Linked DNA regions of Homo sapiens: region 2 is linked to region 1. A link is a loop called in an ENCODE intact Hi-C map of the cell type or tissue named here. Cell type or tissue: Caco-2. All regions are shown on one strand. Links, peaks and the distances in the headings refer to the core of each region. The heading gives the core; the rest is flanking DNA. Region 1 overlaps LOC107985255 (a long non-coding RNA gene). Region 2 has its middle 130 kb from the start of LINC01696.

Evidence for each region. A loop is a pair of places that touch in the nucleus more often than their neighbours do. Peaks named below come from ENCODE experiments on the same cell type or tissue, not always from the same donor. Only the 100,000 strongest peaks of a DNase experiment are listed, where the experiment ranks them.
Region 2: it touches region 1 in a loop (2.6-fold over the local background); 4 of 110 quality-filtered maps call a loop at or near these places.

The regions. Positions count from the first base shown.
Region 1 is chr1:209,093,706-209,099,090 of GRCh38, reverse strand. The region is part of intron 1 of LOC107985255 (a long non-coding RNA gene); the gene reads left to right. Among named protein-coding and RNA genes, the nearest start is that of LINC01774, 120 kb to the right of the region's middle. In Caco-2, for the core only: no CTCF peak of the experiment used is centred there; a DNase peak (open chromatin) is centred at 2,760.
Region 2 is chr1:209,187,824-209,193,208 of GRCh38, reverse strand. No RefSeq gene overlaps it. Among named protein-coding and RNA genes, the nearest start is that of LINC01696, 130 kb to the left of the region's middle. RefSeq lists an enhancer at 2,505-2,614. In Caco-2, for the core only: a CTCF peak has its summit at 2,378 (motif pointing right); a DNase peak (open chromatin) is centred at 2,388.

The sequences.
Region 1 (5,385 bases), core at 268-5,267:
ACACAAAGCACCACTGCACATCAACAAAAAATATTTCAGCATAATATACCAGTGGAGAAGCATTTCTCCCACTTTGCCCTAAACTCTCTATCCACTTAAATATATATCAGGAAAACTCTCTAGTTGCTCAGGCTCTATACTCTAAAGGAGAAAATGAGTAATTGCCCTTGAAGAAAGACAGTATATGAGGCACATCCATATTCAAGGCTTGATCCTGTTGGACAGGTCAGTTCTTCTGGGTTTCAACTCACTTCCAACCCAACATATCCTATGAACTGCAGCCAAGTTAGCAAAGCTATTATTATTCTGTGTCATAGTGAAGGGATTTTCAAAGAAAGGTGACTTTGAAGGATTCAAGGTGAAAGTCACTATCAGTTGGCAGAGCTGGTTGTTTGCAGAGAATGAATTCACTAGGGGATATAAGAAGGACTGGGGGCTTTAAGTCCTTGATATGGCTAAGCTTCCCATCTCAGAGAAACAGGTCGTCCTGCTAATTATCTGTCATGTCACCCTGGCTCTCCATAGAGACAGATAATTTTCTTCACTGAGTTTTCAAATCCATTTATAGTTGTGGAAAACTCTTCCCACCCTGTCTTTCAGAGAGTCTAGGTGGAAACACGAGTAAAGGTGGTGACCACTGAAACATTTTTCTTCAAGGACTTTTGAGTTTGTTAATATCGTTGCAGGAAGGCAAATGCTCTCAGTCCCAACAGCACCTTATAGTGAATAGATGCTGTGTTATGGTTTCTAATCTCCTGGGCAGGGGGCCAGGGATGGCAGGGATGAAAATAGTGTTAAGGGAAAACTTACATAAGGGGAATAATAGACATTTGGAAATATGTTATCCATAGGACTTGGACAGTCTGGCCTAAAGGGTTATGGTACCAACATCAAATATTCTACTAAAGCCAGATTTTGTCATGTGCAAACATTTTGAATCATAATGCATAGTGTAGAAGTTGTCACGGAGGAATCATAGTAAAAGGAAATACAGAGGAATGTCACCACGAGAGGCCTGGCTTCTAAAAGGCTTAATAAGACTGCTGATTCATTAAGGTTTGGAGATCATCCCTCAGCTTTACAGGTTCAGAGACTCAATTTTATCTGTATCCTAGAGTTCACCAGGGAGACTGATACTCACCATCGATAATAACATCAAAGTGTTCAATACAGCTGCACCTATTACATGTTCTTTATATTAGAGGATGGCAGCCTCCAGTGTTTGGAAGAGAGTGAGCCCTTGGGGAAATGAACTATGTATAATTTATCTTTGAAGCTTCAGTGTCTAGCCCATTCCCTGGTCCCTAAAACATTTTACTGGATGGTAAATGACTGCTAAATTTACTTGAATGGTTAGCTGGCTGGCTGGGCTGGGTAGATGAGTGAGTAGACAGGTGGAGCGTACATGGGTGGAAAGATAAGAAGCAGGCAGAAGAGAAAAGAGGAAGGGAAAAGAACACAGTGACAGTACTAGCTGACATTTATTGGACAATACTATGTGCCCAGCACTGTGCTAAATACATGCTTTAATCACTAAGCTCTCACAGCAAACCCAGGAGAATGGTGAGGTTGTATTTTCCCTTGTATAGATGAGGAATCTGAGATTTAGAGGAAAGTAACATGCCCAAGGACACCAGCTAGTAAATGGTAAAGTCAGAAAAAATTTACAAGAGACTAACATTTTTATTAGCACACAATTTTTTAATTTTTTTTTTTTTTTTGTGAGTTGGAGTCTCACTCAGTCACCCAGGCTGGAGTGCAGTGGCGCAATCTCTGCTCACTGAAACCTCCAACGCCCAGGCTTAAACAATTCTCCTGCCTCAGCCTCCTTAGTGGCTGGGAATATGGGCGTGTGCCACCACGCCTGGCTAATTTTTGTATTTTTAGTAGAGAGGGGGTTCCACCATATTGGCCATGCTGGTCTTGAACTCCTGACCTTAGGTGATCTGCCTGCCTTGACCTCCCAAAGTGCTGGAATTACAGGTGTGAGCCACCACACCCAGCCTAGCGCACAATTTCAGCTAGAACTTCCAAGGTGACACTACACTTGCATTTTCTGGCCAACATAATTTCTTCCTCTAGATAAGCTACATGAGAAGCCAACTAGTAATTAGGAGGGTTCTTGTGGAGCTTAGCCTCAGGAGGAAGTGTCTGTGGGTCTTCCAGGTTTAATATTGCCCAGCGCCTCCCTACACAGGGGTCCACCTGCCAGGTGCCTCAAACCCCCATTAACCCTTCAGAGCGCTTTCTCCACTGAGCAGTACTCAGATGGACGGCTCTGTTTCCCTGTGTTCTATATTTTCATTGCTCATCTTTTAAATGGACACTATCCAGGAAATTAGACTCCCTTTCAGACCATTTTAAAGATTTCTACTCTGATATACTTTGTGTGAAATTAATCATTTTCAACAACTGTTCTTGTTTCCCTCATTTTTCAATTCCTGGGGCATGCCTCAGTGTCATCTAAAGTTAGCCCTAGGTAGGTGGCCGGGGTGGGGAAGGCAAGTGACCTACTCAGCTGGATGGGGCCAAGTCTCCTGATCCCTGCCTGGTGCTTTCCCACTGTATTACACTCAGTGGTTGAGTGGATTAATAGCATTCGCAAAATCTTATATCCACCAAATTAAAGTTGATTTTAATGAGATGTGTCATGTTTTTTAAATGCCCCATGAGGCCGGTAGAACACAGGATCTTGCAGCACTTAAAGGCTTTCTGCCTGTCCTCCCTGATCTAGCCCAGCCAGGGACCTGCTCCCAGCCTGTGGGCTACTGGCACTGGTCTGCCCAGTCTGAGTGGGTCTCTGAGTCATGGCTTAAGTATTTTGGAAACGCACTATAGATCATAAAAATGACTCCTCATGTGAAATAAGCAGACACCATATGGACATGTCTTTTAAACCCACATACCTGCTTCCAGTAAGTTTATTTTGACATCAAAATGTCAAGATTACTGGGTGTTCTGGACACCTGTCAACCCCACAGTTAATCATTAAATCTCTCTGCTGTAGCAAGACTTCCACACTTTCTTCTTAACCCTGCAGGACTCTGAAGGCAAATTGATGACACCAGAAGTTCTAGGGAGGCTGAGAATGTCTTGTGAGATATATTTTGTTTCCCAATAAGGGAGCTAGATGAAAATATGACCACCACGGGGGATAACCTGATGGGTCAGGTTACTTTCTGCAAACAACAAGGAGCTGTTTGCAGGGACTTTTCCCCCCGTGCCCTTTTCATCCTTACACACGCCTGCGTGTGCACACGTGCAAACACACACACACACACCCCTTTCTCTCTCTCCAGTGGAAAGCCTGAGAACTAATCAAAGCTGGCCTTACGAAGCTGAATAGGCCTTGCTTTTATTTTTTTACCTATGTATTTTTTCTATTTCTGGTAAATGTTGTATCCTATAAATTCTCCAAGTACTTCATTATCTGCTTGTTTTCTGTTTGACTTATTTGCCCCCTTTCCTGGCTAGCAATTTAACTGGTACAGCTCAAAATTACTTTTAATGGTTTTTTTTTTTTTTTTTTTGAACTCATTTGAAAACACCTCCCTTCCCCAATCTTTTCATGCTAGACTTGGCTTTCTCCTAAACTAATCTCTGTGGTAGAAAATTAAGGTCAGTATATATTAAATATACCACTAATCAGAGTTTATAATGAGAATCCTTCCACTTATTTTGTTTTAAATTAAGTGGAATGATAAATAGAAGGGACTCAGAGCATTGAAAATCATGGTCTAAATTCTTGCATTCAATAACAGGAAGGGAGTCAATGGCACAGAGATGGTGCACTTCAGACATTTCTATGTAAGCCCAGGCTGAGGTACATTGCCTATAGCAAGTAAACACCCTCAACCTGTCTACTGGTTCTGAACAGGCCTGCTCCTAATGGTTACAGAACCCCAAGGCAAAAGTACCAAATGGAGGCTCATATTCCATATGTCTACCTATTTAAACATTTTAAATCAAACCAACTAACTGTTAAATAAGTTATGTTCTAAATGTCTACATTGACATTTATAACAGCCTTACTCCCCAGTGTGCATGCAGAACTCTTAGACTCCTCAGAATTCTGTTGCTGAACGTGGTAGCATGGGGACATGGGGACACCTGGTCCCTGACCTATGACCCTTCTTTTTCTTCCCACTGCTGTCTGTGAGTTGCATCACAAGGGCCTCAGTGAGCATGCATGTGAAGGCCACAGTCTGTATAATCAAGCTGTGTCCAATCTTCATCACTAAACCTCTTTCTTCCCCTCAATCTGAGGCATGGGAAAACAGAAAGACCTGGGAGAAAACCTACCTAGCTGCTGGCAGTGAACTCCAAGCTGATTGGGCAGGGGATTGTGGGGTCTAGGTACTCTGAGTGTGGTCTAGATGGATGAGGTGGGAGGGAAACCACAGTCACTGGGTAGGCATGTCCTTTCTGCCCATGGACTTTTCATTCCATGGAGTGGAGAGCAGTTGGAAGAGTAGGACAGAGAGGAGCCTGCTAAACTGTGGGGCTCAGAGTAGACCCCTCTGGTGGAGTCAAATGGTAGCACTAGTGTTAGAAACTGAGTTTTGGCCAGAGAAGTTAACATGAGAAGAATCAGAGCTGAAATCAAATTATTACTTTAAGGATATTTCCATCTTATTTTTATTAAGTAGTTTCCATTATTATAAGCAATAACCATTTTTATTAAATTAATAAGCATTATACACTCTGAAGAATTCCCATAAATCATTCAGACTTCTGCTGTTTTAACTAGATGAAATAATCTGTCAACTCTGTAGCGTCCACCTCTCTCTTGTTCAACCCACATTATTAACAACATATTTATGCATGCACACACCAATATACACTGAATATCTAAGGCAGCATTGTATAGTACACTTTTAGAGCTGGAAGTACCATGAAAAATCCTTGTTATCCACCCATCTCCCTTTGTTTAGGGTAAGAACTGAAGTCAAGAGAAGGGAGATAATTTCCCAGTGTTTTGTTTGCTGACCTTTATTTCATCAGAGCCAGGATATTCATATCTGGGATACTCAGAGCTGTGGCCATGAAAATTGGAATACTGGGGCCACTGACAGGATCAATTCTGGGGAAAGAAAAGTAGTAAAGTGTCCCTTGACGACTGGGGGGATCCACTAAGAAACCAACTTTGTCCCCCTCTGTATTAGAAAACTTCTCTCTACTCTTGGGGCAGGTTAACTAATTAGAAGGAATTGACATGTTTTTACTCACCTTTAGAAGCAAGAGATAGGTTAGAATGTTTCTAAGAACTGAACCATTTTTTACCCTAAAAGGAGGGCAAATATATATGTTTTAAATCAGGATTATAGAGATAAAATTTACATACAATAAAACTCACCAACTTCAAGAATACAAGTTGATGAGGTT
Region 2 (5,385 bases), core at 104-5,103, 94 kb before region 1:
CGATGATTTTCTCGACTGTATTTCATGATTTTTCATGTTTGTATTGACCAACTCAAGCAACTGTTTTGGATTCACCTGAACACAGGGTCAAAATGCTGATGCAGCTGAAGAACTGTAGAAATTAATTCTGAAGATGGTGGCGAAAAGAATAAGAGTCTAAGCTGGAATTCGTGCTTGGTGGGCTAAAACTGATCAATTTCCTGGTCCCTAATTAAAACAAGCCACCAAACACAACAGCAGCAGAAAATCCAGGGCTTTTTCTGGTGATGAATGCAACCAGCCTGCAAATTTCTCCTTGCTGGGAACAGAGATTTCATGTGCACAGCAGTTAAACAGAAAGCGTACTGGCAATTTATGTTTGGTAATATGTATCTACTCACCGCTCAGACCCTGCCCCTACCTACCTTCATCCCAAGCCTAGGCCCCCAATGAAATTAAACCAATGAAACTAGAGAGGAAGTTTTCTTCTTTTACATGTGCATCTTTGAAGGAGCTCCTTCCTGCCTATTGAAAGGGTAAACAAATATGGCAGGATATCTAATCTTTTATATTACTCGAGTTGTGAAAATCTGTATGTGAACCATCTGCTTTTAAATTGAATCCTAGCATTCCATCAATTAGCACTATAATTTCAGACGTAATGTAGGTTAACTCCTGATTGATCTTCAATTAACACTAGTTCTTAACCATTTGCTTTATTTTAAATTCATTTTTCCCCTCCCAGATAGACAGGGAAGTTGCAGAATGACTTTCTTGCTTTTGAAATGCTGATAGCTCTTTAGGATGAAAGAATTCACATTCTTCCCCCCCTCCCTTTATACTTGAGTTAGTGAAAACTCAGGTAATGTAAAATCAGTATAATTTTGTATTCCAAAAGAACATCAAGGAAATTGCTAGGAAGACCTCATCATATGCATTTGTGCTTTTCTTAATTAGAATTTAGAATTGGGAGTTTTTTACAAAATAAGTAAAAAATTGCTACAAGAATTCCAAATATGGCCTCACATTAAGCCTCATAAAACTTATGGAATTTGGAGATTATTTGGCTCCTTTGCTAAGGCATAAACACTCAGGGTTAAAAGAGGTCTCAGACTTCCATCCCATACCTGCCCAAGGCAGGCATGCCCACCAGAGCATCCCTGCCAGATGGTCAGGGTACTTTTCTTCCTTGCCATCATTGGACAAAAGAACAGAGCCTACCTCGATGAGGTTCTGACAATGAAATTCTGGCAGCTGAGTAATGCTCACCGTTTGACATAATGCAGATACTTCCTTTGAAGTCTAGAGTGATATATAATATTGATAATTTCTATATGGTATATAATAGTACATAATTGTGATAAATTATTCTGCTCTCCTTTTATAATTTTGATTTATAAAATATTTATTATATCTTTAAACATGTAATTTTACCACATAAAAGGCTGTTTTTTCTTCAGAAAAAATATAACTGGTTTTATAATGGTTTTCATTACTGAAATAGATTCACTTAACAATCATTTCTTGTATGGTCAGTTTACTGGAAGCTTTTTATATCATTGAGCAAGGGATAGTTTTTTAATGAAAAATATACAACTTTTCCTCCTTATTATCTTCTTTTTAAAAATTATTATATGCATCACTGCTTTTTTATTAGCATGCTGTTTTGAAAGTAGAATCACAGGGTCAATGTACTAGTTAGGCCAAGTAATGCTTTCTGATATAATGAACAGACTCAAAATCTTAGTGGCTTAATACCATAAAAGTTTATTTCTCGCTCATGTCACAGACCAAAGTCCATGTTTTTCCCTGGATGGTGTCCCATATTATAGCCCACTGTCCTCCAGGAACTTGAAATCTTTTTCATTCAGCTAGCATATGAGGAAAAAAAAAAGGAGGATGAAGTGTGGGAGTTTTTAAGAGCCTAAACAAATTCATTGTTTCTTTATATATGGCTTTTTACACATGGATTAGAATTCAATTACTGGTCATAGCTAACTGCAAGGCTGGCTGGGATGTACAGTCTAGACATAGGCTTAGGGGGAAAAAACAGGGCTGTGAGCCTCAACATGGCTCTGCCATAGTTGTTGTTAGTGTCTGTTTAGCCTCTGCACCCTGGAGACCTATCTGTCCAGAATAGTTTCTAGAATTGCTATTGTATGTGTGCTGTTGAACTTCACTGGAAAATGAATGAAGAGGAATGCAAGAATTTTAAGTGACCCGAATTCCTGGGTATACACACGGATACACAGGATACCCAGGGCTCCCCTCTGCCATGACCCCTGAGGGCGCTCTCTATGAACCAAGGAGTCCAGAAAGGAAAATCGCTGGAGGTTAGGCTTTGAATAACTCTAAGCCTTGTTCCCTTTCCCACAAAGAACTGCACAAGACCGTTGATGACACTAGAGGGCGCAGCAGGCGCCGTGCAGGAGACCACCCCCTACAAGAGTGGTGACAGCAGCAGTTAGCAGTGTTGTGAGTGGCGCCAAAGACCGTAGGTTCCTGGCAAGCTTGCCATTCCTGGCGAGACCAGCCTCCCTGAAAAGAGGGATTAAAAGCCTTCTTAAAAGAAGACTTGAAGACCCATAAACTTGGGCTGGCGTCCTTACTCAACCTCACCCATATAGAGTGAAAAATGTGGCCAAAGAAATTGGGCCTCACAGTAAGGGGTTGCCTTAATTGAGTAGATTTCTAATAGCATTTTACGGGCAGAATCTATTTCGGCTTCTTGGCTACCTTGCTAAACTATGGAGACACATTCTTTCCTGTTTGTTAGTTTTCCATCCCAGCATACATAAGAGGCTGTACATATTTGAATACCAGCTGATACTCTCTGAAATTAATTAGATGTGATTCATAGGCTAGTTTTCCTCTCCTCAAGTCAACTTTCTCACCCGTGGACTTACTACCTATTTTGTCCTACCATTTGGTGGGTAGATGTATTACGATGTCCTATCTTCTGGGCTAAAGACGGGGTGGTGCTTATTTTTGTTTATTTTTTATTTGCAACTTTATTTTTTTATTGTGGCAAGATAGACATATCTGTCATTGTAACCACTTGTAAGTGTACAGTTCACTGGCATTAAATACATGCTGTGTAACCATCAGTACTCTCTATGCAGATGAGTGATTCTTGCACAATTCTTAAAACATGGAGCTAGCAAGTTAGTTACAGTGAAGTCATTTCCATGTTTACTATGGAGCTGTGCACCAGTTGCCAGTTATGGTAAATGTCACCGTGACCTGTGCTATGGAGACCCTATGGAAAACCTGCTTCCCCAGGACCAGAGAATCTTAGCATCTGGTCTCTACTATTCCACTACCCCGCTGAGCAATTTCAACCATTAGCAAACCGAGTGAGAATAATATACTCACTTTTGATTACTGATATATAACCTGTGGATGATCTTATATTTTAATTTCTTGGATAAATTCTAGTTATTATCAAGAATATTCTAGGCTATGAAAACTTTACCCAACTTTCCCTGCAACCCAATCAGCATTCTCTCATTGGGGCTATAAATGAGTGAAATAGACCCAGAAGGAAAACGTTCTGCCAAATAAGATATAATACTGCATTCCTTCACTTACTTGGATGTGTATTGATAAGGGTTTCTCAGGGAAGTTCCTTTCTGGTGAAACTTGGGCCTTGAAATTACTTTTTCCAATTTCCAAATTCTACTCTAAGTTAAAGCTTGTGGATTTTAACTTATAACAACAGCAACGACAATAACACTAGACAGCATTTAATGAGTTTTTACTGTATGCCAAGCACTATTCTAATCTCATTTAATCATCATAGTAACATTAAGAAGCAGATGCTATTATCTATCTATCTATCTATCTATCTATCTATCTATCATCTATCATCTATCTATCTATCTATATTTTTGAGACAGAGTCTTGCTCTGCCATCCAGGCTGGAATGCAGTGGCGCGATCTTGACTCACTGCAACCTCCACCTCCCAGGTTCAAGTGATTCTCATGCCTCAGCCTTCCAAGTAGCAGGGATTACAGGCAGCTGCCACCATGCCTGGCTAATTTTTTTAAGTAGAGATGGGTTTCACCATGTTGGCTAGGCTGGTCTCAAACTCCTGACCTCAAGTGAGCCGCCCATCTCAGCTTCCCAAAGTGCTGGGATTACAGGCATGAGCTGCCACACCTGGCCTCTTTTCAGTATTTTTAAGTGAAAAAACCAAGGCACAAAGTGATTCATTCAACTGTAAGAAAGAGTTGTATTTGAATTTAGGTGCAAATGTTATATTAGATTTGGAAAGATGTGACTGGTTTTAGGGATGTAATTTGAAAGAAGCAGTGCATTCTTGGCATGAGGTCCAGCACTTGAATATCTAGCCACACCTCCTAAGGGCCATGCTTACTTCCAAGTGGCCGCTTCTCTCTGGGGGATCCTAGCACACTTGTCCATGCTAAAACCAGCAACAGGATTGATGACCTTTCTGACCAAAATGGGACTCGGTACTTTTTCATAAAACACATGCTGCTAGGACAATGTCTGTTCATCTGTATTCTTGCATGGTCCTCACACTGTTTGGCACTGTGAGAGCTATCACTCTGGACCAGGGATGCTGCCCTTTCCTCCCTTTGGGTGCTGGCAGATTAGGGGTGGCATGGAGGCTTACTCTTGTTTTACTGATGTCTAGTGAATCTATGTAAGCCTCCTGTGAAATGGCTTATTTGGTTAAAGGAAAATCTCTGCCCATAATTCTTCCCTTAATGTTTAGGTAAGAGCCTTTAACAGGACCAAAGCAACAATAAGCCAAACTCAATGAAACGTAGCCAAGAATAAGGAAGCAAGTACAAGAGACCCTCAATATGAAAAGAGATGTTACTAACTGAATTCAACAGTTAGGAAGAAGAGATTAACTGGGCAAAACACCAAGCCCTACAGAGAAGGCCTTGGAGTCTCAGGAATGTGTATGGCACATTTTCCTTGGCATGGTCAGTTGAGCGTTGGCTCTGCTTGCTTCTGTAGGATGACAAGATGAAGGGAGGCAAGAAGAGAGATATGGCTACTCTATTAAAACCATGTTGGCTTTACTGTTCATGTAGCAAAACCAGTCTCTTTAACACTGTTTAACATAGTCTAATTGTCCTTCAGATCCTCTGCTTTAGAGGTCAATATTAGAGAAACCTGTAGTACTTGCTCTTCCTCCAACAAATGACTCAATTATGAGAACTAAAAATAAAATTTTAAGCCTCCAAGCCAACTGAATGGACCCCCCACTTGGCCAAGGGGACCTTGGAGAAACCTTGGAAGCTGAGTTCCTGGCCATGACAAGATGGGGGATCTGACATGCCTTGTCATACCTCCTCCCTCGCTAACTGCCATTAGGCTTTCTTCCCAAAGGGTTCAACAGAAACCAGCTCTTTCGAAAGACTCCACCC